3 separate regions of the Mus musculus genome follow, and all the other regions are linked to region 2. A link is a loop called in an ENCODE intact Hi-C map of the cell type or tissue named here. Cell type or tissue: heart. All regions are shown on one strand. Region 1 overlaps Arhgef28 (Rho guanine nucleotide exchange factor (GEF) 28). Region 2 holds the start of Arhgef28 (Rho guanine nucleotide exchange factor (GEF) 28). Region 3 overlaps Arhgef28 (Rho guanine nucleotide exchange factor (GEF) 28).

What was found. Peaks named below come from ENCODE experiments on the same cell type or tissue, not always from the same donor. Only the 100,000 strongest peaks of a DNase experiment are listed, where the experiment ranks them.
Region 1: it touches region 2 in a loop (2.4-fold over the local background); 6 of 42 quality-filtered maps call a loop at or near these places.
Region 3: a loop joins it to region 2, with 2.0 times the contacts of the local background. A loop is called at or near these places in 4 of 42 quality-filtered maps.

What each region holds. Positions count from the first base shown.
Region 1 is chr13:98,117,101-98,125,100 of GRCm38, forward strand. The region is part of intron 2 of Arhgef28 (Rho guanine nucleotide exchange factor (GEF) 28); the gene reads right to left. Among named protein-coding and RNA genes, the nearest start is that of Gm34469, 50 kb to the right of the region's middle. In heart, no CTCF peak of the experiment used is centred here; DNase peaks (open chromatin) are centred at 811, 1,471 and 3,481; H3K4me3 peaks cover 393 bases; H3K27ac peaks cover 1,702 bases.
Region 2 is chr13:98,202,118-98,210,117 of GRCm38, forward strand. Arhgef28 (Rho guanine nucleotide exchange factor (GEF) 28) reads right to left here and starts at 4,048. Exons shown (of 36, transcript NM_012026.2): 1 at 3,956-4,048. In heart, CTCF peaks have their summits at 3,780, 4,401 and 6,873 (motif pointing right); DNase peaks (open chromatin) are centred at 3,784 and 4,314; H3K4me3 peaks cover 2,071 bases; H3K27ac peaks cover 1,581 bases; H3K27me3 peaks cover 357 bases.
Region 3 is chr13:98,129,084-98,137,083 of GRCm38, forward strand. The region is part of intron 2 of Arhgef28 (Rho guanine nucleotide exchange factor (GEF) 28); the gene reads right to left. Among named protein-coding and RNA genes, the nearest start is that of Gm34469, 38 kb to the right of the region's middle. In heart, no CTCF peak of the experiment used is centred here; no DNase peak of the experiment used is centred here; H3K27ac peaks cover 707 bases.

The sequences.
Region 1 (8,000 bases), 85 kb before region 2:
TCTGTACCTGCTTCAGACCACCAATGTCAGAGTTGACTCTTTTTGTTATAAATGGCTTCCCAGTGGTGAGGGGAATCGGGAACCCCAAATCTTGCTTAGAAGAAAAAATGAAGAAATTACCTGGCTTTTTGCTTGAGCCCAGCATTAGGAGCTCTATAACCCCAGTAACTAATAAGCAGAACACAAGTTCCATTCCCATAAGGACTATTTTCAGTGTGATGCTGTCATTTCCATGACTGATAGCCACAACCCTTTGTCACTTCTCACTACTACAGGAATAAGCTCACACACAAGACTCTTGAAGGCTCATAACTTCGATGTGGCTTCTCATTCCTACTTCTTGTTCAGGAAGCCACGAACTCTCTTCTTTCTATACTTCTCCCACCTACAACATCTGCCATGTGGCAGTCAGTAAAGCTGTGAGGTGTGATGGACAGTCAACAAAAATGGGACGCAACAGGTTCTTCTCCCACGTCATTAGAGTACACACAGCCTGAGCTATGACACCATCCTAGTATTTCCCAAACACTATGTTGATGTACTGTAAAGAGATTAGCCAGCAAGGACTATAAGGAAGACTGGGACAGCAGCCATAACACCACGAGAGTACAAATAAGGGAGTTCAACAAATCAACTGATATGAGCCATTTGGAAGCAGATTTGCCAAGAAAGAGTCAGAGTAAGGAAAGGAAGAAAGAAAGACAGAGTAGGGCTTGGGCCAGGCTTACACAACAAGAGCGAAGCAAACACACACACACGCACTAATCTGTTTTGTCAGGGTAGCAGCGGCCCCACATCAACAAGCTGACATCACTGGGAGCAGTAATTATGGAGTTATGCAGTCTCTGGGGCTTAACAAACCTGAGCATTCACCAAGGGCAAGCTTTTTCTAAATCCGCCCCTACTCCACTGTTCCAGTGTTTTAAGTTCATTAACTACTCAAGTAAGCAACAGGCTCTTCACTAAGTGTGCAAATAGGTCATGCCAGCAACAGCAAATGCCTTCTTCCTTGTTTTTCTTTTTCCAGCACTGGGCATGGAACCAGGGGTACGGCACATGCTAAGCACAGTATCACTGAGCTATGTCCCCAGCCCCATAAGTGTTATTTTTACATTAAGAAACAAGTAGAAACAACAAGTTCAGGAAGAACAGAGGCCTTTAGTCGAAAGATTCTCAGTCTAAACATGAACTTCCTAAGACTCAGAACGTGCAAATTTTGTACTTAGGATTTAGCTTAACTAAGTACTGCTAAGCCAAATTCAATAAGCGAAGACAAACATTTTCCCCCAAGGACTCCTTCAAACGACCTTAATCTCTGAGCACTGATATGAATGTAGACAACCTAGAAAAACATACACGAAGAAGTCTGAAGAATGTCACCAAGAACTGTGGCATCTGGGGTTGGCCATGTAAGAGAGGTGGTGTTTCCATAACAAGGAAACAGCAATAAACACAAGCTGTTCTGCTGGCTGCCTGAGGATCTCCCTGGGGCCACAGTGCTCTCCAGCAAACACAGCTTGAGCAAGACACCCTTGCTTGGAGAAGTGGGACCTTGTTTCAGTAGCCTTATCTGCACCCAAATTTGCTCAAGTCAAAATAACAAGCACAATCAAACCTTGGCCCACACAGCTGTGCAATGTGTGTAAAATCATACACAGAAAAGTAATAAGGGATGGCGGACTCTGGTTCAAATTCAGGTCTCTGCATTGACAATATGGTCAGCTCACCATATGCGCCAGCTCAGAATCTATAGACTCAACAAACCTCAGATGAAAAGTATTTGGAAAGAAAATGTGTCTGCAACAAACATGGCTAGACTTTCCTCTTGTCATTAGTCCCTAAGCGATACAAGAACTATTTACATATCATTCATATGGTGGATGCTGGGTGTGTGGAGCATCCTTACATCACATCAGAGAGGCAGAAGTCACACACAAGATCTCACGTTTCAGAGCAGCCTAATTTATATAGTAAGTCCAAGACAGCCTGGGCTACAAAGCAAGACTCTGTCTCCAAAAATAGAAGGATAAGGTACAGTGTTGGAGTGTTTGCCTAGCATGCACAAAGCCATGGGCTCATGGTCAAGAATGAAAGGAGAGAGAGAGAGAGAGAGAGAGAGAGAGAGAGAGAGAGAGAGAGAGAGAGAGAGAGAGAGAGAGATCTACACAGATGCCACACATTGTTTTATAACATGACTAGAACACTTACACTTACAGATCTTGGTATCTTCGTCTCCGGAACAATTATTTCAACTAATGAGGAAGAAATTGTCACAAAGCAGTATTTCTCAGGTAATTCATTATTACTTTAGGAAACAAATTAATGGTTAGGATTAATTTAGGAAATAAAGATATTTGGTGGATGGTCGCTTATCAGTTAAAGGGGGGGGGGGAACCCTATCACTCCCTGAGATTTTTTTATCTTCTGTGGTAGTTTGCATGAAAATAGTCCTCATAAATTCATGTTTGACTTCTTGGTGCCCAGTTGGTGGAACTGTTTGGGAAGGATTAGGAGGTGGCCCTTATTGGAGGAGGTGTGTCATGGGGTGGGCTTTGTGGTTTCAAAGCACACTTTTGAGTTAGCTCTCTCTGCCTCCTACTGGCACATTAAGATATAATCTCTTAGATATTTATGCCACCGTGTCATTTCCCTGCTAGTCGTGGATTCTAATCCTCTGAAACTCTAAGCCCAATTAAATGCTTCCTCTTATAAGTTGCCTCCTCGGTTGTGGCGTCTTATCACAGCAATAAAAAAAGTAACTAAAATAACTTCCTAAGGGCAAGTGAATCAAATTCAGATTGGTCTTTATTCCAAAAGACCATGCAGTTTAAAGGAGACAAGATTCTCCTCTTTCTTAAAATGAAGCTGAAAGCAACCCATATTGTAAGGGGCATCACTCAAGTGTATGGTGAGGAACTCTGATTGGCAGGCACATCACCTGTCAGTCACAGAAAAAGTAAAATTTCTTTACATTGTTAGCCTAACTTTGTGGACAACATCAGAACAGCTTTCTTTGAAAATCCAAAGCCCCACATTTAAGGGTTAATTGTTAGGGGCTCCAACAAACAAAGAACAGCTTATTGTTCCTCGCTGCACTTGGGATCCGCCATACAATGTACTGTGTATTAGACTGTATTAGAATGTGCTGTGATCTTTAGTTGAAACCCACCTTTTCAGTAAGGCTTCATTTCTAAACATCCCTGAACTAGTGATAAAATAACAAGAATAAGAGAAGCCTGATTGCGTGGTGAAGCTTTGCCTTCGGTAGTTTTTCTTTTGTTTCTCTTTTGTCTGAAAGACATCCACACTGCCTTCCTATTGGAGGGACTCGCCCATTGTGAGTGAGTAGGTCTTGGTGGCAGGAGAGACCCTACCTCACAATGGACATTTCCTTCCCTGCTCCCTGGAAGTCATGTGACCTAGGCTCAGCTGTTCCTTCCCAGGCTGTGAATTTGAATAGAACAACACAAAGATTGAGTCCTTAGAGACTATTCACAAAGAGTTGCAGGAAGCCACATGGGAGGGAGTCAGCAAAGCACCTCAGAGCCACTGGACTAGCTCTGGAGCAATTGTGGCCTGTGCAGACTCTACAGTTTCAATGGCAGGGCCTTGTGCCATTCGTTCCTGCCTCTGTTCTCAGCCTGGGCTTCCAGCCCTCTCCCATCTACATCACGGTCTGTCTAACGCCGAGTTCTATTGCTTACAATACGGGATGTGACTCACCCAAGGGGAGAAGTGTTTTCCATCTGAGCCGTAAGGAGTTAATAAAGCTCAGGGCGCAGCCACTTGGAGGACAATAATAAAGCCCTCCATGCAAACACCACACAGTCTGAGAAACTTTACTTTCCTTTAACACTAGCTTGTTATGAAGAAAAACATTCGGCTCAAATATTTACTCTATGAAATTAATCTCTGATGATGGAAATTGAAACAAAGTTTACTTTGGGGGAGTAGAAAGACAGGGAAGGGCAGTCAAAGAGCCTGGGCACGCCAGAGGAGCTCTGAATTTTCATCAGGGCAAAGGTGGCATGCACATACATATTTGCAAAGATATTAGGTGGAGATCCATGCACATCTAATAATCGAATGCATATCATTTATCTAAACAAACACACATACATGTGGAATCATAAACACACAAACAAAGAAGTATGCCCAGATGTTGCTATCCACACCACGGTGTGGATCATTAGACACTTAACGGTCTTAGCTGGCATTGTTGTCTCCCCTGAGCTTGGATTTTCCCAGGCACTCTAGCCTGATGCTAGGTAGCCCCCAGTGGATACTTGCCAATGCTCAGCACACTTTGGAGATGATGGGTTTACGATTAACTTTGGTTTTACCACCTTTTTTTCCCACACCTTCAGCTTTTTCATCCAACTTGGTGATCCCAACACGGATGCTGGAGCTCTGTCATCTCCAAGTCACCATCCCACAACACGCAAACCTCGAAGCTGAATCCTCTGCCCTTCAAATCCCCTTGTTTCCTTTTCTATGCAAATGACCTTGATCACCTCACTAACTGATCCCAAAGATAATTATAGTTCATGCCCACTGCTGACCCAGTGGACTTGACGTGGCCAACTACTAACCACCCCTCTCCTTATCCCTGGGAGGAAACTAGGATACTTAGGAGCCAAACACTTCAGCTCTGGAAGACAGCTTGACCTGAGTCTCCCAAGGAAAACCATCCTATTTACAGCTAAAATCCAAGGCCAGTACAACCTCTCCTCTACCTTCATTTTCCCTCACAGTGAACTGATGAACTAATGATTTCTGTTTAAAGACATCCATTGCCTTTCATGTTGTCTCCCCCATTCCCTTCCCTTCCTCTTCTTCTTACAGCAAACATGTTTCATGAAGAGTATCAGAGCAAGGCTTCTTTCACCCGAGCTCTACATTAATCCATATCCCCTCCTTCCAGACAAAAATAGAGAATATTTGACTCACCATGGAAAGTCCATGGTGACTTTATACACAATACACACTCTCGATGGGCAATCCTGGCTGACACCCAAAATGACATGCTTCCATTTTTTTTTTCAGCTTTCTGAGTGGTAAGCTTCACACATACCTTATGACCTCATCTGGGAGAAACCTCTACTAGAAACCTCTACGTGTTCAGACTCGAAGCCAACAGACTGGAAAGACACTGGTAACCTATTTCCTCTCTTCATGCTCACTGTCCGCCACAATCTGTGCCTGCAGAGCCCACCCTTCTAGACTCCCAAGAGGCAAAGTTCAGTTGTGTCAGTAAGAAAACTGTCTCTACTGCGATCTGACCCTTTGTCCTGGACCCTCAACAGCAGTCAGCAGCCAGAAAACAAGAGGAAAGAGGGGAAGTTGAAGGGGAGAGGGGAGGCAGATATAAGGGGAAAAATGCTTTAAAATGCTGATGTGAAATGCCAGTAGTCCCAGGAGAATGGCTGTCTATGAGTGGCTGGAACTGATCTGTTGGCTTGTTTGGGCAATGAGTGTAGCCCCTGATAAAACTTCGATAGGAAGGTTAATTTTTTCACAATTAAAATAACAGCAATATTATCAAATTTTTTAATAAACATATATTCTCTACCTGGGAATTTAATTGGTTCCTTTAGGGTTATTACATTTCCTCCATTTGCGAATGAATAAGAAAGGGCATATAATTACATGTGGGGATACTACAAGAAATGGTAAATAAAGAAACCCCTCTTTTACCAGTGCTCATTTTGTTTATATCTAAATAATTATTTTTAGCCAATCAATACACAAAGTAATGCTATCCAGGATCAGAAGAGAGCTATAGTGTTGTACAACCCACTGATTGCTATCTGAGTGGCTGGAACTGATCTTTGGTTTGCTTGGGCAATGAGTCTGGCCTCCTGAGAGAGAGAAGGGAAAAGGAAGCCAGCCCATGCCCTGGGTAATGAGCCCAGAATGCAGGCGAGCAGTGGAAGCATGACTCTGGCCCAGGAGCTGCTGCGTGAAGACTTTCCTGTCCTATGTGCCTGGCATGCTGAGAGCTCAGGGGAAAGCTCACCGAAATCTTTGCCCTTTCCAGATGCCTAGCTTCGACTTTTTCTCACTGGCTTACAAGGAAGAGCTCTATACAAACTGGGCCAAGTTTGCAGGAAACCACAGACCCTGCCCATTGCAGAAATCAGGCAAGCTTTAGCAGGACCTAGCCTGGTCCTGGTCCTGGTCCTGTAGATACCAAGCCATTCATAGAGAAGAAAAAGCATCCATTGTACCAAGAGGTAAAGAAAAATGAATAGCAGTAAGGGCATCCTCATTTGGCACCTTACATCAGTACAAACAAAACAACAACAACAACAACAACAACAACAAAACACCTGTGTCCAGCAGGACTATTTATTACTCTCTCCCTTAGCATCTCACAAGCACAATGTGTTCCAGGCTACTTAAAGAGAAACCATTTCTGTCCAAATAAAAGTTGTTACATTGTTCTCTTTTAAAAAACAAAAAACAAACAAACAAAACAAAAACATGTTAAACACGGGTGGTAGTGGCGCAGGCCTTTAATGCCAGCACTCGGGAGGCAGAGACAGGTGGATTTCTGAGTTTGAGGCCAGCCTGGTCTACAGAGTGAGTTCCAGGACAGCCAAGGCTACACAGAGAAAGCCTGTCTCGAAAAAAACAAAAACAAAAACAAAAACAAAAACAAAAACAAACCAACCAAACAACAACAACAAAAAAATCCTGTTAAACAAGCAGGCTGAGCACACAGTAGGATGGCAGTTGTAGGTCTTAAGTGACCTCCTGGTCTATTATTTACTCTGGCTGTGGGGACCAGCAAATTCCAGTCTCATTAAATGTAGGAGACATTTTTATAGTAAAACACTGCAACAGCAGTTCGATACAGGAAAACAAATGATCTTCTCAACAAATGGTGCTGAACAATAGATACATTGTTTTAACTGAACAATTGTACTGTAACAATTCATTGTAACAATTGAAACACGTATTCAAAAGATAACACATACCTAGCTTAAAATTTAACTCCCCAGCATCCTGGATTAATGTAAATGCAAAACTGAAGATGTTTAGAAGAAAATGAGAATCAACAGGATTCCATGTTTGACAAAGAGTATTAACATACAGCACCAAAGACGTGACATGTAAAAGGAAACATTCGTTGTCAGCAGGATGGCTCAGCCAGTAACGGTGGCTGTGGCTAAGCCTGACGACATGAGTGCAAACCCAAGTGGTGATGAAGAAAACAGAGTCCTCTGCCACACGCTCACCCTAGCACATTCGTTGTCAGTTACAAACCCGAAACTGAACATATGACTCCACTCAGCAATACTTATGACAAAGCTTATACTTGCACAAGGGAATCCCCCAGTATCTGTTCAGATTTAGTCCCCAGGCCTCTCTGAGGTCTTTTCAGCTAGAACTCGCCAGTCAGCTCACGGGCCAGCCTCCTCCTAGTTCATACTGATTAAGATTGCCACTTCCTGGACAGAGGCAGAACTAATATCCTCACCAGACTCTCGAGTGGCCAAACCACAGCCACCCGCTTATCTCCCGCTGCCGTTGCTAAACACAGCTGATATGTATATAGCAGCTCTATAACCACAGAGCAAAAGTACCCTCCATATCTCAGACTTCTACATCTGCCTCTCCGCTAGATCTGGTTACAGGCAGCTATAATCAACCAACTAGGACCAACTAGGACCGGCAAGACCCCAGAGGGATATCACCTAGACAGGGGCTCATGCAGACTGCAGCATGGGTGATCTCCCTTGAGGAGCAGGCAACAGGGAAACCCCACATTCTCGGCAGAGGACCCAGGTCAGCAAGAGTGCCAGATCTCATGAAACAGATGTGATCCTAACTCAGGCACCAGTTTGCATAGAAAAAGCAGCTCTGGACTCCAGGACTTTGTCTTTAAATTCCTCAAGGGGCACATACCCCTATTCACTCAAGTCAAGGGTCCCGACTGCACATCACTTATGAGCATGCCCAGAAGAATGCTATTTGCTGCCCGCAAACAGGAA
Region 2 (8,000 bases):
GTGCTGTACCTCTGTGGATTATGTCCTGCCCTTGACATTTCCATTTCAAAGATAAAACCCTCAAGTAAAGAAAGAGTCACATAGCCAGGACAAAGACAGGTCTGTCGAACTCCCTGTGGCTTCAAAGTCCACCCTTGAAAACATCTCATTGGAGTTTGTGGAATACGGATTCTTTAAATTATAAAATAAGGGACGAGACTACACATGAGCACCAAAAGCTTGATTACCGGTGTTGTACAAAGGATTGAAAAGCTAACTGTTTTTAAAGAATTCGATCTGTCTCACGGACTGACCAGATGGCTCAGTGGATAAAGGCACTTGCTGCCAAACCTAATGACCTAAATTCAGTCCTAAGAGCTCACACGGATGAAGGAAAGAGCCGGCAATTCAAAGGTGCCCACTGACCTCAACATAACCTGCACACACAAAAGTAAGTAAATAAACAAACAAATGAAAAATTTAAAACTCTCTTGATCATATATGTGGGTTTTAAATTTTTATTATGTGTTCATTTGTTTTGGGCATTTCTACGCTTTGGTTCAGGTGTGGAGGTCAGAGGACAACTTTCAGGAATCTCTTTCCACCATATGGATTCTGAGGATCAAACTCAAATTGTCTGGCTCAGGAGCAAGGGCCTTTAACCCTCTAAGCCACCTTGCCAGCCCTTGATTAGCTATCTGTTAAGGAAATGTCTGGATACCTGTTTGGTGGGACTACAGAAAGCATGCTACCTGCATTTCAAGTACATATTTTTCTCATGCTCAGTAGTCATAAGAAGCCAGCTCCTTGGCAAAGGTAGAATGTGACTCACCTGAGGGCTTGGTTCCTGCCTGCTTTGGTGCCTCCCCTAACACACACACACACACACACACACACACACACACACACACACACACACACACATCTGCTCTTCAAGGAACATCACTTTTATATTAACTTTCTACTAAAATCAAATTTCAAATGATTAATAACTGAAACAAGAGACGGAACCTCTAAAGATCAGCAAAATGTATTTTTGATAAACATATTCAAAACCGACATCACTGGAATAAATACGCAACATTCAATTATTTTTTTTCACTTTCCCTCTTATTAAAGAAATGATGTCAAATCCCATTATCTTGTTTACCCAGGAGAAGAAATCCAGGAGCAATAACAGCTCAAATAAGCAAATTACAACTGTATCTAAGATCAAATTTCTGGGGAAAATGGGAGCACATTAAGATGTATGGCCTCACACAGGCTCATTTCCCCAGCCAGATGCCTTGATTGTGGTGCAGGCAAAAATCCATTCTGAAAGCAGGACCAATCCTAAAAACACAAAAGTGACAGAAGTGTCTCTCTGTGCCTGAAGTCACCCACCCAGGGGATTAAGGCAAAGAGCAGCATGGAGCACACAGCAATTCCTCTGATTTGTTGAAGGAATGAAAACTGAAGAAACTTTTCACAGAATGAGAAGCATGCAGGAGAAATTTTCAAAATGTCCGATTAAGTTTAGACAATATAGTTTCAATACCATTATAACGACAGTTGTCACCAGGGCTGGATGAAATTACAGAGTATAATCTGCTCCAGGCAAAAACCTCTCCTGGTAAGCAAGAAAAATATCTCTAAGCTCAGCTTTACCAAAGCAGGAGATTCAAACCCAAGCCTTTGGGGTGGTGTCATGTTTCCAATACAGTTGTAACATGACAAAATTCCCTGAGTTTCTGGGCTTCAAATCTACTACTGTTTTTAATTTAGTCCAGCATGACCCCACTCTTGATACTAAATCTGACCTGAAGTCACAGGGACAAGCCCGGAGCTTCTTTTTCCCACTGAAAGTAACACAAGTGCAACTTCAGTGAAACCAAACCTACACAGACCAGAGCTGTCTCAATAATACCCCAAACCCAGGGCATTCAGGCAGAATAAAATGACAGCCCCCTGGGACTGTGGGAGACATGCAGGCTCTATTTGGCTCTCTCCTAACCATTTACCAGCAAAGAAGAGGGTTCCAACATTTACACTGTTCATCTTTTTTCTTTAAGAATCAAGACTTGATCACAAACTCTGGCAGAACTTGGTTAAGAGCCTAAGTACCGATTTTATATCAAATACTTCATCTTCAATAGTATAGTTGGCCACTAATACCCACTTGTTATTTTTTTTTTCCTCTTCTCACATGGCATACAAGGGAAAGAGAGTCACATGTATCAAACACATATGAAATTCCTGCCCAGTGGAAATCTTAGCCACAAGAATGGTTCCTTATGAGAACACAATAAGAAAATATTTCAGAATTTTCCAAATTATATATATATATTGAAACCCTAACAGGGCTAATGAGATATCACAGAACCTTCGTCGCCGACTCTGATTTCCTTCTGTACCTTTAAGTGTTTCTTAACCGCTTAGAGGCAGACGGTACTTCAGAGGAAAGTCCCTCCAACACACCTGTTAGACAAACTGCTGGCCATTGGCCTGGCTGTGCCGCCCTGATAAGGGAAAAAACAGTCCAAAGCAGAGCAAACACTGATTCTCTGTTCTCCAGTCTCATGTCACATTAGCCGGGACACGCCCCAGAGTCCCTTACCCAAGAACTAGTTCTGTGCCTCAGTTTCCCAAACCACAAAGTATCAAGTATGATGCTATCCAAGTTCTATAATCAAAAATAATTATGCATAATCACTATAAAGTCTGCATCGGAATATCACTTTGAAATGCTACAACCTCTCCAAAAGGCATCTGCAATGTTCTCTTCCTTCAAACACTCCAAAGGAGTTAGCGCTACTATTCATCAAGATTAGACAAACACCTATTTGTTTTAACATTCACATAAAAACTCAAAATAGAGCTATGGAAAGCTTCCCAGGAAAGGTTATCAGAGCTTGAATTATCGTGTTCAAAGTGGTTTCCACAGAGCCTAACTAGGGCAAGCCTTTGATTTTGTTTGTGTTGTTGAGAATAGAATTTCATTTTACTGAGACAGCTTCAGGGTCTAGGAACACGAGAGGGCAAAGTACAGAAAAGCAGTGTGTCCGTTCTTTATAACTGTAATTCTTGACTGCTTGGTGCAGAATCGAGTGCTCAATCTCTACAACTTGGAGTGTGTAGAGGCTGGCACTTGAGCAGGGGTCAGGGAGTCAGATGCTAGCAAACACAGATGTTACCCTTCCCCTGGGCCCACCCAGCTGCAACCAATAGGCAGGCTCTGTGGGCTCCTAAAGTAGTCTCCCTTAGAAACCTAACTGGTGTCTGGGAAACCAGAGCTGGGTTTCCTGGGTGGTCTGAACACCCAGCGTTCACAGAGCTCACAGCAAGCGAGAACGCCTTCTCCACCTGTGACCCCTACCACCCACAACCGAGTATTCCAGAGAAACTCATGGCACAAGCGCACGGATTCCCACCCAATGCTAAAAGCCCCTCCCAAACAAGATGACCATAGATGCTTTTATAAACTCAGCAAACGTTTCCACAAGAAATAAATGTCCTGAACTTGAGACTGACCAGCAGTCTGGGGTACATCCCACACACACACCAAGCATATAGGTGAAGCTGGCCAGAAACACAGATGGGAAGAGGAGAACCAGGCTCTCGAGGTTCACCCTTCTCCAGCCGCCTGCCTCTGATTTCCATCGCTTGCAACTAGCTTTGGTTGAGCTCCGTCACCCTCTGCCCCCTCCCACCCCGCTTGCCCGAGAGGGTGAGGGGTGGCCGCTGCCTCCCGTTTGCGCTTCACAGCTGCTGCCTCCGACCCGGCAGCGCCATGCACTTGTTGCCATCCCCAGGTACCAGGAGGCGGCGCCCATTCCTCGGGCTGCCCAGCCGACAGAGTGCAGCCTTTCACCACCTCTGCAGACCCCTGCGTCCTCGGGGACCCTAGAGAAACTTTGTCCCCTGAGAACTCCGGTGGGCAAACTTCGCCCAGGGCTGCGGGGAGACAAGAGGGATGGCTCCCGTAATCCGCCTTTACCTGGAGCTGTGGCTCGGGAACGCCAGGAGCCCTGGCCAGGCGCTGTCCCCGAGGCCTGCCGAGGGCGACCCGCCGGCCAGCGTCGCCCGGAGCGGGGAAGCCGGTCCCCAGCTGCCCACGCCCCTCCGCTCCGCTGGCCGCACCGAGGGGCGGAGCCGCAGCTCCCCCCACCCCACCCCACCCCCGCTCGCCCGCCCGCCGCGCCCACAGCTGGGGCCACCCCCTGCGCCCCCTGGTCCCCGCCTGCCCACCTCTGGCCAGCCGGGCTCGTCGCCGCCTCATCACATGGCCGCGCCCGCCACCAGCTCCAGGAGGAAACCTGAAGCTGCTGCGGCTCCGCCGCCCCCTCCCTTCGCGGGGCGGCGGCCGGTCGCCTCGGCTTTCCTCCGGCGGCGGGCACGGAGCGGGACCTGCTGGGCCAGGGCAGGGTTGCACCCTAGCGGCGGCGGCGCCCGCTCGCCCCGGGGGCCTCCACGCCCTAGTGGCGCCGGAGGAAGGAGCTGGCCGGTCGGCTCCTAAAGGGAGCCGTGCCAGGCCAGAGGGAGGCTCGGGTTGTCCTCAGCTCAAAGCCACCACACCCGGGACATAATAGTGCCCGGGTCTGTTACAATAGGAAGTACTATTTTAAAACAGCCGACTCCCTCTAATTCATGAGGATGATGGAGGTTCCTCTGGCCCAAAGCTTTGCAGGCTCGATTCCCTATGCGTTTATGCAAACAGGTGCCTAAACGGCACCAACATTTGTTTGTTTGTTTTTGAGAAAGCCATAGCCACTTTTACAACACCTAACAATGTGAAAGGACCCCTTGGATCTTAAAGCACTGAGGCACTTAGCACTGAGTTGTCCCGAGTGAAAAGTCTCGCCATTGTACAGCTTACTATAAAATAAGCTTAAGATGATTATTCCAGCTTTAAAGATAAAATTAAGCGTCTACTTTTCTAAGTTCCTTTAATATTACCTTTATTTTTCTCAAGAAGACAGACCGACTACATGGACAGGAGAGATGTGTTGGCCCGTCCCAAACCATCACTGCCAGATGCCCTGGGCCACCCTCCTAACATACCTGTTTAACCAGAGCCTAAAGAATGGCAGGATGGCAAAAAAAAACCAAAAAAACAAAAAACAAATCAAACAAAAACAAAAAAACAAAACCCAGGGTCTGAGGTCTTTAGCCCTGTCTTAGGGCAAACGCTGCCCTTCCTTCTTTATAAAGGACCTGACATTGGCCTTGCAGTATTGACACTTGTATTCATATCCTCTGATGTCACACTGCAGAACCTTAGGTCCCAAAGAAGAGTGTTCTCCACTGAAGAACTACGAAGTCCCGAAGATAAAAAATAAAAGCAATAACACTTTTCTCGAACATCAATATTTTCAATGTGAAAAAGTCAACTGGAGATTGGCTGAATCAACACACCACACACAAGTAGTTTTCAAGCCTGTTAGCGGAAAAGTTTGTAAAAGAAGCCTTTGTTGATCCCTCTGTTGCTGTTGTTCTTTTGTTTCTTTTTCTTCTTCTTCTTCTTCTTCTTCTTCTTCTTCTTCTTCTTCTTCTTCTTTAGTTGATTCTGTCATATACAGCTTGAGAGAGGCAAGGAATTGTGGGAAGAGGAACAGGTATTGTAAGACATTAGCCCAAGGCTCTCTTCCACACGAAAAAGAAGCAAACGGAGGGAGACTGTCCCTAATGCTCTCAGCATGATTGTAGAGGACATGTAATCCCACCGGCTGCAGTTTTCTTGCTCTCTCTCAGGCACTGAGCGTGATCAATATTTAAATAAGTACTTGGCTTTCAACTTCTCTAGGTTCAAACTCTAAGCCACATGCTCCGCCAACCTTGAGAGAAGCAGTAACTGCCTGAGGCAGAAAGCTATCCCTGTGTAAATAGCCGTTTGCATCTGCTTGTCTATTCTGCAGATACAGGTCGCTCAGGACACACTGGGACTGAGCTAGGCTGGAAATGCATGTGTTTAAAATTCAAGCTCTCCTGTTCTTAGGTCACAGACCAGAAACATTCAGCCAGGAAGCTAGCAGGTGGGTAATTCCACTGGCATCGGCCCAGCTTTCCCATGAGTCCTCCGCAGTTTCCCAGTTCATCTGGAGGTCCAACCTCTATTCATCTTTAGCCTTTATTTGACACAGGTTCTTCCCTAAGTCCCTTCTCCACTGTTATGCCTTCTTCCACACTCTGACCTTTGTCTTATCACACAGCACAGCACCTGCCTATACTTGCTGTCATACGAAGGACTATTAAAATTCTTACTCTGTCTTCAATTTGCCCTTTCGAGGACAAAGACTGCTGCTTCCCTGGTGATCTCCAGTCCTGGCCCAGAGCACCTGGGGAATATTGCATGTTAGTTATTTTTTTTAAATCAGTGATGCAGTATGGGAACTGTCGGTCACTATTTGCAAACATTGGTGGGTTAAAATTAGTTCCAGTTCCACTACCACCTAATATTTCCTTACACTTTATTTCCTTTACTAATAATTTTGAGAGCATGTCTGGGAATAGGCCATGAGTCTAAAATGACCAACCAATACACTGTTCTTAGCATGTTTCATTGCCTAAAATGAAAACTTGCTATGGGAAGGTGGCCAGTTTGTCAGAGAACGGAGAGAACCCCAGAATTAGAAATAGGATGACCTTGGGCACGTCCAATCTCTCTAAGCCTTCATTTCTTTACCTGTAAAATGAGACTGGTGTCTGCAATCACCGTGAAAGAAAAAAGGCCTGACAGTGAATGCAGAATAAAATGGCAAGGACTCGTGAAATCGTGGTTAGCAATATTTTAGAGTACAGAATATTAGAACATTTCTTTTCTTAAAATATTTATTTAGTTTTTAATTGAGTGAATGTGTGCCGTATGGGGCTGGGGAGGGGGGTTGTCTGTGCACTTGGGGATGCAGTACCTGCAGAAGTCAGAAGAGGGCTGCATAGCCCCTGGAGCTGCAGTTACAGGTGGTCGTGAGCCAGCTGGTGTGGATTCTGGAAACTGAACTCTGTGTGCCTGCAAGAGCAGAACTCGCTCTTCACCACAGTCATCTCTCTAGTACCCACTTAGAAATCAGACTCCCGGTGAGAAACTCGTTCTGAGTTGTTCACGTCTCCTCCATCTGAAGTTAGGGAACACGGAGAAAAGAAGCTCTCCTAGTTAGTGGTCTCATCGCTGTGATGAAACACCGCGGCCAAAGCATGGAGAGGAAAGAAACAGTTTATTGGACTTAGGCTTACACATCACTGTGCATCTTTGAAGGAAGGGAGGAGAGGAATTCAAGCAGGGCTGGAACCTGGAGTCTCAAGCTGACCCAGAGGCCACGGAGGAGTGCTGCTTACTGGTTGGCTCAGCCTGCTTTTACTTTTCTTTATCTTTGTTGTTGTTGTTGTTGTTGTTGTTTTGGGTTTTTTCTATTTTTTAATAGATGTTTTCTTCATTTACATTTCAAATGTTATCCCCTTTCCTCCTGGCTTCCCCTCCAAAAACCCCCTATCCCAGTCCCCTTCCCCCTGCTCATCAACCCACCCACTCCTGCTTTCTGGCCCTGGCATTCCCCTACACTGGGGCATTAAGCCTCCTCAGGACCAAGGACCTCTCTTCCCATTGATGTCCAACAAGGCCATCCTCTGCTACATATGCAGCTGGAGCCGTGGGTCCCTCCAAGTGTACTCTTTGGTTGGTGGTTTAGTCCCTAGGAGCTCTGGGGGTTCTGGTTGAAGCCAGCATGCTCAAAACCAGGAGACAGGTCTCAAGTAGAACACTGTCTGAGCAAAATATTGTTACCTTCAGTTAATCCCTTCAGCTAATCCCTAGGGACCTAAAACTCAAACACTAAAAATTTGTTGCACCTCTATTGCCACTTTTTTAAGTAACATTTTTAAAATGAACTTTTTATGTAAGTATACCATGTAATGGGTTTTGTTATGGAATGTGTGTGTGTGTGTGTGTGTGTGTGTGTGTGTGTTTATGTTCACTGTAGTTCTCTCTTCTGGCTTCATATTGTCACCTCCTGGAGGTAAAAAGCCTTGACCCCAGGACCCCACACTAG
Region 3 (8,000 bases), 73 kb before region 2:
CACCTGAACTGGGCTCAGAGTCTGTGTAGGTGACTGAGTTTACCATACAAAGCTGGTATTTCAAATCAGCATCCAAATCTACACAGCAATGGGGGTGCCCCTTGTGTCACAGGGGTAAGGAAGTGACGCTGACATTGCTCCAAGTGGGTGCAAACGTGGGTTACGAGGTGAAGGGATTGTGGATTGCATCCCTGCCTTTTGGCCAAGGTCAAGTGTTCGAAGCTCTCAGGAACTCCAGGAAGAGTGCCCAACACTCATGATGCCAATCTGCAATACCATCGCCAATCTATACCACATCTCTTCCCACCCACCAGGACATCTTCATTCAAAACACAAACATAAAGTCAGTCTTGGTGGGGGACGTGGAAAAAAAATATGTTTCCTGTGCACTGCTGGCGGAGTATGAACCCACACAGCTGCTGTGGGAAACAATTTGGCCCATCTTCAAATAGCTAAGCATTCATTTACTACATAAATGAGCAATTCTGCTTCTAGGTACCTACCCAAGGCGCCCAAAGCGAGAACTGGAAAAGATATTCTTGCATAGGTGTTTTTAGAGTAATCAACTACATAGAGATTGTGTGTGTGTGTGTGTGTGTGTGTGTGTGTGTGTGTGTGTGTGTGTGTGGTTTTTCGAGACAGGGTTTCTAGGACAATGGTGGCTTCCGAGGACTGTGAGGAACTGGGGCTGCTGGTGGTGCTTAGTAGAGAAGTCCAGATGGAGAAGAGGGCAAGTCTCAGAGATATATGACAGGGATGGTTGCCTAACCATGTGAATGTACTTAACGCCACTGGACTACACCCACAGTGACAAAGATGGGGCCTGTGGGGATCAATCAGTCAGTGAAGTGCTAGGCACAGATGAATGATGACCTGTGTTCAGAGTCCTAGCACCCACGTAGAAAAGATAAGCATATCTATAATCCCAGAAGAGGTATACACCGGAGGTGATGCACCATCCTGGGGGCCTTGCATCAAATCCAGCTGAAACCGGAAGCCCTCAGTTCAGAAAGACAAAGAGACTCCGTCTCAGAAAATATAATGGAGCATGTCAGACACCAATGTCATCCCCCCAGCCTTCTCTATGCATGCATTCGTTCACACGCATGTGTACACACACAAATATGTACACATGCATACATCTCACAACTAACACAAATGGCTAAAATGTTACGTTTGACTATGTAACATTCATCAAAATAAAGCAAGAGTAGAGCAGACTATAAGCTATCATCTTCGCAAGGATGCAAAGGAATGGGGTCTCTCAAATACACACTCTGGTGAGAAGTTCAATGCTATTTATTACCCACCCCACCCCACCCCCTGGAAGAGAGCTTGGCCATGCCTTTAGAGGGTAAGCATATATTTACACAACCCAGCAAATATGCTCCTGCAGATTTATGTCAAGGAGTTTCAAGTTGTAACTGAGCTAAAGTTGATATAAAACTGACCATGGCAGCTTTGTGTGTAATAGCCTAAACCCAGAAGCAACCAAAAGTCCTGCAGTGGCCACAAGATGATACAAACTTGCACACGTATTCCACAGACTACTACTTAACAAGAATGAAGAAGGGATATCTGCAGCACATTGGCTGCCTCTTGAGAGCATCACTCACGTTAGATGCAAAAGAAAAAACTGGTCTTAAAAGGCCATATGTTGCATAATGAGGTAAGGGTGGTGGGGTTAGAGGCCAACATTTCAATTCCATGCTATATAAAATTCTCAAGCAGGGTGAGGTACCTCACATCTTTAATCTCAGTCCTTGGGAAGCAGAGGCAGGCATATGTCTATCAGTCTGAGGCCAGTCTAAGACACATAGTGAGTTTCCAGACCAGCCATGGAGACCCTGTCGCAAAATAAATTCTCTGAATGATAAAATTCGAGCCATGAGGATGAGATCAGTGAAGGCCAGCATTTGCAGATGATGGAAGAAAAGGAGGGAGATACACCAATATGCCATAGTTTATCTATTCATTCATGAAAGATACGGGTAACTGCCCATCATCAAAAAGTTTCCAAAATTCATTCCCACATTCCCATTCATTAACACAGGCAGGACCACATGTAATCTAGTGACTTCCTAGTCATTGACACAGGACCACATGTAATCCAGTGGCCTCCCATTCATTAACACAGGATCACATGTAATCCAGTGGCCTCCCATTCATTGACACAGGATCACATGTAATCCAGTGGCCTCCCTCCCATTCATTGACATAGGAATGCATGTAATCCAGGGGCTTCCCATTCATTGACATAGGACCGCATGTAATCCAGGGGCTATTTCCCACTTCCTCTCACTCCAACCTGGAAACACAGAGCCTTGCTGGTCACCTGCCAGGTCACTCTCAGCCATGAGCACTAGTTTTATCTGTCCCCAACCCCAAGGTGTCCCCTCCTCTCTAGGGAGGGGTTTTGACATGGTATCTTCTATAGTAGAGTGTGCTTAACCATTTTCCATCTATGTTCAAACACCTCTTACAATTCAATATAAAGACACATGGTGCTCTGGGTAGAAACCAACTTGTCTACAAGCCTGAACTCAAACACACAATTTTGCATATTATCATACACGTGTACGACTGGGCTCTAGTCCACCACGACACTTTCCTGATACACAGTGATCCTAAGTGTAAGTCACTTCTCCCAAACACCTTGATTATCTAATGAAGACTGCACACAAGGTCAGGAGCTGTGAAGTCACAAGTCAAGATAAAAGGAGACAACTTCTTACTATCAAATAAGGTTTTGAACTTCCCACCAAAAAGTCACTCAACTAGCATTAATGGGTACATCCTCAGATGAGTTTACTCCAATTCATGCAAAACATTTTCAGTTACTTACCAAAATATGTATCATCCCTTCCATACACCACCTTATAGTGTGTAGAAGTGGTAAAAGTCAATGAATCCTCCTTGACTGACACGTTCCCTTAACTAATTTATGAATATTCAAGTATATGTAAATTAGTCAGTACTCTAATGATACAAGCTTATTACATCATCTGGTCAAAATCCCTGCTGAATACGAATTCTTCAGCAATCACCTCAGTGTATTCCCTGTGGGCTTTTTGTTATTTGTTCTCAGGAGAATATAAGAAGCCCTGCTTCTCCATCCTAGAAAATTATTTTCCATAACAACAGATGGACTCGAAATGACAAATGACTGTGTCTGACACTCAGAAGGATTCTATCTCAGTAATGCCGATTTTCACAGCCCCTGCCGGCCATCACCTCTCCCTTGGCTCTGCACTTCACTTCCTACACCCAGGTCACCCATAGAGACTAAGTCCTCCACGGGCTGCTCCCACAACCCTTTCCCTTCCAATCCTACAGTGACATGGAAGTCTTTGGTGCCTTGGAGAGGAAACCGTCAGTCTTTGACTGGTCTCCATATGCAACTGGTCCTGGTCCCATCCCAGATCCTGTCCCCCACAAAAAAAAAAAAAAAAAAAAAAAAAAAAAAAAAAAAAAAAAAAAAAAAAGTCCTCCGACTCCTTCTCCTCCTCGTCCCTCTCTTTCCCACTCCTTTTTCTTCTCTCTCCTCATCTCCTTCTTCTCCCTTTCCCTCTCATATCCTCTCTCTCTCCCACCCCTTCTCCCTCTTCTTCTCCCCCTACCCTTACCTCTGAAAAAGAAATTGTGGCTGCCGATTCTCCCCACCCCCACCCCCGCACCCCTGAAAAAATAGCTCCACAAACAGCCACTCTCCTTTTCCTCTATACTTAAAAGAAATGAAGTTTGCAAAATTAAGTCAAGAATTCGAAGAACACATGGAACATCACAGAATATGATACGGGAAGAGTCAGGTACAGGTAGGCGTAGGCAACCTGCTCCAGGTTACTTCACCCTGTGACAGCTGGAGGTGCAATGGCTTGTTTCAGCCTGTGATCCTTGCTTCGCCAGAGCCCTGTGGCCCAGTCAATACACGCTCCATCCCAGGCCACATTATTTCCTAATGTTCATTAGCTAACTGTACTCGTAGTGCTGAAGCCAGCCCTAGACAAGCTCCCCTGAGAAGCCCTGTCTGAAGGAAGCTTGGTGTGTATCTACCCAGCCCTGTATTAGTCACAGTGATCATGACTAATACTCTCAGCAATGGATCCCCTAATTATGAAGCCTCAAGGGCAGGACAGCCCATTTTCCCTTTGTCTGTAATGCCAGAGACCCCACGGGACAGACACCAACCACAGGAATGAAACCTTGGGGCTCCAGTCCTTCAGGTGTCTTCCAAACCCCGGAAGGGACCCTGAGCAATGCATCTACAGCTGGAAGCAACTTCAAGAATGCAATCAAAGCTGACCTGCACAAGCCTGAAGCAGTCCCAGCATGCCAGCAGAAGACAACCTGTGACGGTGAGAATAAGCTTATAATAACAATCTGATATGTGTTTGGAGTGTTTAGTGTGAGTTACGTCACAGAAAAAAATCAAAATTATTCTCTGAAGTGGTGGGGGCAGGGTAGAAGTCGATATTTCAACTGCAATTAGTAACATTTGCTTCCTCTCCGCGCACTTCCCCGAGACACTCCTCTTCCTGCTGAGTGACCCTGGAATGTCTGAGGGCATGTCAATACCTAGACAAGAAGCGATCTGAATTGGGAATTTTTAACCTTCGGAATTTGCCAACTTTTATAATTTCTAATTTCTCATTATTTTATCTAGTTTTGTATTTATAAGTTTCTTCTCCTTTTCTGAAAGATAGACCTTCAAGAGACACAAACTTAGGCCTCATCATCTGCCCCCACCTGTAATTCACTACCTGGCACGCAAAGTCTATGCGGCCAATTAATGGAAGCACCAATGTCATGGCTTAGCCACTCAGCTTCGCTGATGATCATTAGTTATATGAGGTTCTCGGGAAGTAGCTAATGAGAAAGCATTGTAAGACACCATACAATGCCCTAAACTGGCAAGTAGTGGCTCAACTTTTTGCAGGGCTGTGGATCAAAATAGCTATGAATACTGGGAAATATTACTGAAGAATGCTAAGAGCTGTTGTTGTGTGACGTGTTCATGTGGGGCTAGAGAGAGGGCTTAGTGGTTAGTGCCTCGGTTCCTCCAGAGGGCCCGGTATTTGCTTCTTTTCATCCACATGGAACTGCAGCCCCAGGGGATCTGACACCCTCTTCTGAACTCTGCAGGTATCCACATACATGTGACACACACACACACTCATGCATGCACACACACGCATGCACATGCATGTGTACACATAAGATGGGAGTTATTTATTATCTTATGTATATGAATACACTATAGCTGTCTTCAGTGACATGGGATGACAAGAAGGCATGGGATGGTTGTGAGCCACCATGTGGTTGCTGGGAATTGAACTCAGGACCTCTGGAAGAGGAACCAGAGCTCTTAAACACTGAGCTGTCTCTCCAGCCCCTTTAACCGCCCCCCCCCCCTTTTTTCCAAGTGAATGTGACATGGCTCATGAAGATTGTTACTTGAGTAGGAGGATTCTTTAAGAACCTGTTAGAGAAGGCGAGTTCCTTGTAAACTGCTACTTAACATCCTCTCTTTTGAATTCTAGTCCCCAGCAAGGATCTGCCTACCTCACACAGTGCCCAGAAGTTTAGTAAACTCTCAAACTCTGGGACATGTTTCTCCCAAAATGATTACAGCCCCTCCTGACTGACTCCCAAGTCTTGCTGTGTATCCAGAATACAGAAGTAAATAAATCAATACAATGAGCGTCTGTTGTCCCAAACATTGGTGGTCACATATGTACTGGGGAAACCCAGAGAGAATGAGACAACCAAGAATCACTAGAAAAGAGTGGTCTAGCTGACACAGTGGATGAGGATATTGTCATAAGATGAATTCAACCCCCAGAATGGAGCTAAGAGAGAAGGGACCGCAGCAAGATATCCTCTGAACTCATATGATGTGGCACCAGCACACACACACGCACACACACACACACACACACACACACACACACACGCACGCACGCACGCACGCACACACACACACACACACACACACACGCACGCACACATAAATAAACAAACAAACAAACAAATAAATATTGAAAAGACTGTAAAGTGTACCCCACCCCCAGGATAAGTTTCAGTCACTTCACATGAGAGGCTTCTTATTGGAACTATGTGTTACTTACGTGCTGAGCAATGAGCCAATAGTGGGAAATCTATGTACCAAATCATTTTAACTCCTGATGTTTTGGATGCTTTCACATTTAATGGGTGAGACATGAAATGAAATGAAGTAAGGGTAAACTCCTTCACAATGTAAAGCCTGGAGTATGTGCACAGGACTTCACTGAAGGCATGGCATTTTAGCTGAAGCCTGCATGGGATAAACTTAGTTACACAAACGCAGAGGAAGCAGAAGTCCAGAAGGAAGCAGCCACACAAAGGTCCTGGGATAAAACCAAACAGGGCATTTGAGAGAAACCGAGAAACCAGAGGATGGCTAGGACCTCTAGTGTGGGGGCTCTCTGCCATCCTAACTGGATAATCAAGAGCCACCTTGACTTATCGGCAACTGTTGTGCAACTGGACCCTCCCCGCAAGAGACACAGCCATCCCTCAAATGGCTTTACAGAAAGTCAGGGAGCAGTTTGCTTCCCTTCAATCAACAAAGATTCACAGAAGACTGAAGTGCACGGAATACCACAAGATATTAGGATATGGTGAAGTGGGACAGAGAGACTTGGGTAAAGCCATGGAGATAAGAGGATGGAGACGGACTGAAGACAGCCTCGTGTAGGATAGAGGGGATGTGTCTAATCAGAGCAGGAGAAGATATGGCAGCAATGGGACAGATGAACCCAGGGGAAGCACGAAGACCTGGTAAAAAATCAAATCAAAGCAAACGGAAGCCCTGCAGGGGCTGAAACAACAATCCAAAAGTGAATTGGGTTCATTGTCAAGGTCAGAAAGGGGCAGTCCCAATGCCCCGGGGTGCTATGGATGTGCCAACTGTAAGTACCGAGGAAGACTCAGAAAAATGTGGTTTTCATGTGACACTTGGGAGACTGTTGCTTGGCAACAAAAATCAGGAAGCTAGAAAGGGGGTTACTTTACAGAGAAACTTGAAAAGTGCTTTTTATAAAGAAACAGTCACCATCTGGGTTTTTTAAGTGAAGGCTGGCTAACTGAGGGATAATGGCAAACAGACTCCTTGGAAAAAGAAGAGGCGGCCTGAGCAGAGGGCAGGGCAGGCCGGCCACACGTGGGTGTGTTCAGGGAGGAGACGTAATAGAAGAAGAAGGGTGATCTGACCTAGAGGGAGAAGAGAGGGCTCTGGAGAAAACCATGCAGCTAGAGCAGGAAGCGCAGCTCACACACAGCTCTGGGACACTGACGTGGGAGAGGCAGGAAGTCAGGGACCCCAAGTGGAGCACTCTCATCTTAAATCAGATCACACAAATCCTCTGCGGACCCTGCACCCACACTTTCTGCATTACCCCATAACCCCAGCTATTCTTGACCCAGCACCGCCCACCTGGAACCTGTCACCTGCTGTCTCCTTCACAAAGCATTGACCAGCAGTAATCTTTTGCTGCTCCTCTAATACTGGAAGTTCGTGCCCTCTCCCAGGACCTTTGTCTTCCGGTTCCCCGAGAGTGAACCCATGGGTTCACACTACTTAGTAGCACATCTGTGTGCACAAGTCCTTACACACGCAGAGACACACGCCGTTCTCCAGCACAGCCACGCGGGGCTCTAAGCCCCAGCCCTCTGCTGCTTTCCTGCATATCACTAACCGGAATTCTCACTCTCATCTCCCCATTCCTAAGTAAGCCAGAGCCCAGAGCCTCTTTTTCTTTTCTAGCTCTCTAATATTACAGCACATGGAGCTGAATGAAGACTTAATGGGGAGGGGGGGGGGGAACACCTTAAAGAATGCATGACCTTTCTAAGATCGGCTTCAATCATAACAAAAGGCTTAAAGCCAGACCGTACCAAGTTACCAAGATGAGCAAGCACTACGACAACTTCTCTAAACCATGCACACTCCGGGGTGG